Linked DNA regions of Homo sapiens: region 1 is linked to region 2. The links are chromatin contacts, found by Hi-C or POLR2A ChIA-PET in ENCODE. All regions are on one chromosome and are shown on one strand. The core of a region is the stretch at or near the end of the contact, and the rest is flanking DNA. Distances in the headings are between cores, read along the strand shown.

Evidence for each region. A loop is a pair of places that touch in the nucleus more often than their neighbours do. ChIA-PET counts read pairs that join two places held with the same protein, here RNA polymerase II (POLR2A). Pooled maps may share reads with other maps.
Region 1: a loop to region 2 is called in a pooled map, with 7 times the contacts of the local background. The contact joins the promoter of GP5 here to the promoter of FAM43A in region 2. A Hi-C loop is called at or near these places in 3 of 50 pooled maps. POLR2A ChIA-PET finds 5 or more read pairs at or near these places in 3 of 52 experiments (CD4-positive, alpha-beta T cell, GM10248 and naive thymus-derived CD4-positive, alpha-beta T cell).

Annotation. Positions count from the first base shown.
Region 1 is chr3:194,397,359-194,400,569 of GRCh38, forward strand. It overlaps GP5 (glycoprotein V platelet), which reads right to left and starts at 1,908. Exons shown (of 2, transcript NM_004488.2): 1 at 1,880-1,908; 2 at 1-926. The coding sequence starts at 924. RefSeq lists an enhancer at 2,738-3,211.
Region 2 is chr3:194,683,956-194,687,148 of GRCh38, forward strand. FAM43A (family with sequence similarity 43 member A) reads left to right here and starts at 1,928. Exons shown (of 1, transcript NM_153690.5): 1 at 1,928-3,193. The coding sequence starts at 2,872. LOC124909474 reads right to left here and starts at 2,954. Exons shown (of 3, transcript XM_047449428.1): 1 at 1,905-2,954; 2 at 1,383-1,463. The coding sequence starts at 2,298. RefSeq lists enhancers at 1,658-2,017, 2,769-3,193 and a silencer at 2,758-2,947.

The sequences.
Region 1 (3,211 bases), core at 658-3,157, 290 kb before region 2:
GGCGGCGGGCAGGGTGCGCAGCTGGGTGCGGTTCAGCCACAGCTCCTGCAGGCCCCCCATCTCCCCGAAGAGCACCCCCGGGAGCTCTGCCAGCGGGTTCTCGAACAGAGTCAACAGAGTCAGATTGTGCGAATGAAGAAAGAGCGCAGAGGGGAGAAACGCAAGGTGGTTTCTCGAAAGCGTCAAAGAACTGAGGTTTGGGAGCCGGTCGAAGGCCCCGGGTGCGATGGAACGGATGTGATTTCGGTGGAACTGCAGCTCCGTCAGGGCGCCCAGGCTGTTCAACAGCCCCGAATCCAGAGACACAAGGCGGTTCGAGTGGAGCAGAAGTCTCTCGAGCTTAGCCTGTGCTCCAAGCAACCCCTTGGGCAGGTGGGTCAGGTTGTTTCCCGATAAATCCAACAACTTCAGGTTCTCCAGATTCGTGAAGAGACTGGCAGGAAGGAAATCGAGCTGATTCTGGTTCAGAGCGAGCTCCTGCAGGTTAACCAGTTTCTGAAACATGTTTTGGTCAATGCCCCTTAGCGCATTGTGGTCCAAAAACAACTGCTCCAGGAGCACCATCTTATCCAGCAGCGCACCTGGAAGATGCGTGATTTTGTTGCGCGACAGCCTCAGGGTTTTCAGTTTTATCAGGTCACTGAAGGTGCCGGGGGCAACGGCGGAAATGTGGCTGTCGGAGATCATGAGGCGCTGCAGGACGGTCATGCCGCTGAAGCTCTGGCTCTGCAGGACGCCGCGGCCCATTCCGAAGAGCAGGATGTGCGTGAGGTTGGTGGGCAGGCCTAGCGCGGAGATGCGCGCCACGTCGCCCCCCGAGCACTGCGCGGCGTCCCGGAAGACACACTTGCAAGCTGGCGGACAGGGGAAGGGCTGGGCGCGCAGAAGCCCGAGCACCGCGCACAGTAGAGTCCCCCTCAGCATGTCTGAAAAAGCAACCGTGGGAGTGTGGTCAACACACAGGAGCGTTCGCGCCTGTACTGAACCCTGGGATCCTGCACTTTGTGCAGAGGCACAATCCTTTCGCCAGAATTCTCACTCCCTCTTTTCTTAGGACTACAGATTTCCCTACGTGGTGAAAAGACACTCATTCTACACTGCGTGGCCTCATGCTTTTGCTTTATTGATTTTCCACTCTCAGTTTAAAGCATTGAGATTACAGAGTTTTCAAGCTACCGAATAGCCAATACTTTAAAGTCCTTACATAGAGAATTAAAATAATCATTCTCACATTCAAGCTCACAGACATCACAAAGCAATGTCCATTGTGAAAACGGCTCTGCTCTTGACTTTATAACTTACCCTGCATTGGCTATAACCAACAGTCAAGAAGGGAACAGCAAAGTCTGCAGCCACCACCATCTGATTCTTTTGCTCACAATCATGCTATTTCCACAGTACCAAGTTACTCTATTAAAGGACACCCCCAAAACAGCGAACACCTTCAATCAACAGCCAACAAAAGCATATAATAATACCTATCACTTTACGCCATGCATTGTTCTCAGCTCTTTATTTATACTACATGCATTTAATCCTTACAATAACCTTAGGAGGTAAGTATATTATCCCCGATTCAAGGATGAAGGCACAGAGGCACAGAAAGGCTCAACAGTATAACTAGGGTCACATAGAATTTGAGGGTAGTATTTCTGACTTAGCCATAAAGAGCTACTATTTCTAAGATGCTTAACTAAAGGTAATACTCACGGCACTGAATTTTCTGGGAAATGCACACCATACTACTAACCTGCCAAAACAATGTTTCCTAAGCGAAATTTTACATAAATTGCTTCTCGTGCAATTTTACTTCTCATGCACACACAGACTAAAGAGCCCTCTAATTTCCTATACTAATGTTTAAAATATTTGGCCTTACCTGAAATGGTTCTGCACTCCAAAGTAACTGAAAGACTTAGAGCTCTGCATGTGATTCGACACTTTCCACAGGAAGAGGGTGGTATCCTTGCATCCTGAGGATAAAGACTTTACCAGAGTAGGTCAGGAAAGGACCCTATCTCAGAGCCCTTGTTCTGGTTTTTAATGACAAATATCTTCAAACCGAGAGACCATATATAACCTGATTCCTACTGTCAAAGCCAAGAGCAGTGGGGAGAGTTTTTCCATAAATGGCACAATATAACTCTATGATGCCAGGGAAGTTCAGTGATACAGCTGGATCACTGCAGTAGCCACACCCCTAGATGGGCCACACTTCCCCTGGGTCTTCCTTTTCATGCCACATGGCCCTAATTTCCCACCCAGGTTTTTTTTTTTTTTTTTTTTTTTTTTTTTTTTTTTTTTGGTATGTGTTGTTTTTCTTTCTCCGCTTAGCAATAAAGCTAAGAACATTCTCAAATCCTCCATTTTTTTCTTCCTTTTGGGACTAATAAGGCTAAGAACATCTTTGAACTTGTTCAACAATGGCATTGCTAGGTTGCAGGATGCTCACTTGTTGTTTTTTTGGTGGGGGAGGGGGACTCTGTCGCCCAGGCTGGGGTGCAGTGGTGCGATCTCGGCTCACTGCAACCTCCTGCTCCCTGGTTCAAGCAATTCTCCTGCCTCGGCCTCACAAGTAGCTGGGATTACAGGCACACACCATCACGCCCAGCTAATTTTTTGTATTTTAGTAGAGACGGGGTTTTACCGTGTTGCCCTGGCTGGTCTTGAACTCCTGAGCTCAGGCAATCCGCCCGCCTCGGCCTCCCAAACTGCTGGGATTACAGGCATGAGCCACCACGCCCGGCCGCTCACATGTTCAGTTTAACTGGGGAAAGTCAAACTGCTCTCCAAAGTGGTTGTGTTGGTCTACGATGACACCTGCCATTTGTGAGAGTTCCTGTGCTTCCTCTCTGCCCACACGTGGCACTTCCTGCTTTTTGCCATTTCTATGAAAGATATCTCAGCATGATTTTAACTTTTCCTTTCCCTGTTTAATGATGAACTTGAACACCTTTTCACATAATTAAGGCCCACTTGTGCTTCATTTGAGAAAGCTGGGTTTCCTTTTGCCCATTTGTCTATAGGCAAAACGTGTCTACGTGTCTTTTGAACACACTGATAATGCTGTCTGCATTAAGACTTCCGGCCAGCCGCCCTGTCCGGGAGGGAGGTGGGGGGGTCAGCCCCCCGCCCGGCCGGCCGCCCCATCCGGGAGGTGAGGGGCGCCTCTGCCCGGCCGCCCCTACTGGGAAGTGAGGACCCCTCTGCC
Region 2 (3,193 bases), core at 678-3,177:
GGAATTACAGGCGTGCACCACCATGCCCAGCTAATTTTTGTATTTTTAGTAGAGATAGAGTTTTGCCATGTTGGCCAGGCTGGTCTTGAACTCCTGACCTCAAGTGATCCACCCGCCTCAGCCTCCCAAAATGCTGGGATTACAGGCGTGAGCCACCGCGCCTGGCCTTATGCATGCATTTTCATGCTTCTGTAATTTTGCTACCCTCTATACCCATAAAGCCCTTCAGTCTTTTCCTATTTGGATAAATTCTGTTTATCTTTCAAAGGTCACCACCTCCATGAAGCCTTTTCTGATTTTCCTAGTCACAATGAATGCTTTCTTCCTCCAGCTTCTCATAGTGCTTTGAGTCTTTCTCATAGCATTTAGCCCACTCTGTCTTCTTGTCCACATGCATATCTTGCTCATTAATTCTAGTTACTGAGTGCCTATTTGTACCATATTGGGGATACAGGGTACTTGCAGAGAACCCACAGTCCAGTGGAAACCCAGAGTTGGGTAGAGTTTACAACCTTCATTGGACTAGGAGGCAGGAATCCCGTCTGCTCCTAGCTCAGGGCCGGGCACCAAAAGGTAGTCAGAAAAGTAACTTAAATGGAAACTCAGCAAAGTAACTTAAATGGAAACTCAGCATCAACGACTCTGAGAAAATTGAGTTAGATTTCAAAGGAAGGTTAAAAGTTGGCAAAGGTAGAGGGTGGGCAGGGGTCAGTTTTATTTTGTTGGAATATCCCAAGGGAATTTCCAGGTATGGTTGCAGTGACTCTGGCATGAAGACCTGGCGTGGAAGCCAGAGACATCAAAGATCCCCAGGGGACTGGGATGGTGGGAAGGGATCACTGTCCTCCTCCAGGACCAGGCTGGGAGTTTGATGCAGGATCATTCGGACATTGATCCCACTCCAGCCATACGTCTTTTTGCTTTGACTGACCATACCATAGAGGCAAGCAGGCTGTTTCAAGGGCCCAGAAATGAGTTACTGGCTAAGGGTCAAGCCGGTCAGAAGACAACTACACTGTCCAGTTGGCACATGATAAAAGCAATACTGATGCAATTATCACTCCCATTGGAGGGTGGCCTGGCATTATTTGTCACTTAAATAAAAAACGTCATTTGAATTTTTACTAGGAATTCTCATCCAAAATATGTCAATGATAGAATGAAACCGCATGACCGGCTTGCCAAAGTAAACTAAGTCCTAACGACACACGAGCATTAGAAATTGTGTGTATCTCAGAAAACTGCTCTACCCTGAGGCCTGACAGCAGGAGGGGGTCTTGCCGGGGTTCGGACGGGGAAAAGCCTTATTCATTGACGGTATTCTACAGTAGTCACCCCAATCATGTTACCACTCACCTCACTTTACACTGTCTGCTGCTTACCTGTGAATACGAGCTCAAGATAGTGAGAGATAAGCCTTGGTGTTTTCTGTGCCTCTCTCTTTTCTTTAATGGAATACAATTCTGAAAATAATATTAAACAGCACCCAGTCATTCTCAGAAAGCCGTCACACAAGGAAGAAACCACTATTTTCCCAAACTTTTTGTACAGGAAATTATAATCTGTAATCTCATCTTCTGCCACCTCCCTCAGAAGTTTCGATCTAGACATACATGTATTCAGTGAGTGGCAATTCAGCCTGGGGGGTGGAGTGTCAGGATTCAAATCTTTTTGCTGCGGGGTAACCCCAGGTCCCAGTGATTTCCATAGACAAAAGAGATGCTGGTAAATTTGGGATGTAATTGGAGGATTGGACCGGTCTCCCCGCTCCCTCGACCAATGGCTGTCACGCGGTCCCTTTAAGAAACCAGGAATCCGCCCGGAGTCGGAGCCCAAAACAGATCCTCTTCTCTGCTCCTCCCCTGTCCCCGCGCGGCGAATGGTTCGCGCCGGCCTATATTTACCCGAGATCTTCCTCCCGGACGGCAAGGATGTGAGGCAGGCGAGCCGGACGCCGCTCGCAGCACCGGAGAGGGCGCACTGCAAAGGCGGGCAGCAGACCGTGGAGAGCCCGGGAGCGGAGCTGGACACCGCCTCGGAGGGAAGAAATGAGGTAGCGGCGGTTCCCGGACCCGGCCATGCCCGTCCCCTGTTCTCGGAGCCCAGCGCCGTCTCGGCCAGGCCAGCCCGGACACTGAGCGGGCCGAGCGCGAGTCCCCGGCGTCCGGCGGAGCGAAGATGCAGTGAGTCCCCGCGGGACTGCTGCGCGGGGCCCGCCGCGGCCAGCCGGACCCAGCATCCGACCGCACTTTGGGCGAGCTGCTGACTTGAGACCAGCCCAAACGGGGGGCTTTCCATCTCCAGCACCCCTCGGAGGTGGGGAGCACCGGCCCCTAGGCACACTCGCTGTAGAGTTTCCGCGGGTTTTGGCCCCAGTCCTGAGGGTTGTGTGTGTTAGGGGACCCACCTCACGTTCGCCGAGGAGTTCCTGCATATTCTTGCACCATCCCGGGTGCTGTTGCTGGGGCTCTCTTTATTTGCACGCGCGCTTCTAGCTTTTTTCCTGACATTTTCCACTCTACGCTCGTTCTTTCTCCCTTGCATTTTGTTGCTTGCCTGAGACTCTTTGCTCTCGCCCTTGCCCAGGCTGGGGTAATTCTGTGTGCGCGCGTGTCTCCCCCGCACCAACCTTTTTTGCACACTCGAAGCTGAATATTTTCTTTTTTAGAGAATTTACCCGCACCTCCTGCGGGGTTCCTAAGCACTCTCTCTGCTCCCCTCCCCCCAACTCCCTACCACAGGGCCGCTCCCAGTAGTTTTATTCTTCGATCTTGCCCGGGCCGAGCCTGGCAGGGGCCGGTGGCTCAGCGGGCCTCGCACCCGGCGCTCCGCCGCCGCCGCCGCCCAGCTGCGCCGGGGCGCCCTCCGGAGATGCTGCCGTGGAAGAAGCACAAGTTCGAGCTGCTGGCCGAGGCGCCGCCGCGGCAGGCGTCCAAGCCCAAGGGCTACGCTGTGAGCCTGCACTACTCGGCGCTCAGCTCGCTGGCGCGGGCGTGCCCCGAAGGCGCGCTTAGCCGGGTGGGCAGCATGTTCCGCTCCAAGCGCAAGAAGCTGCACATCACTAGCGAGGACCCAACTTACACCGTGCTCTACCTGGGCAATGCCACCACCATCCAGGCGCGCGGCGACGGCTGCACCGACCTTGCTGTGGGCAAGATCTGGAGCAAGAGCGAGGCGGGCCGTCAGGGCACCA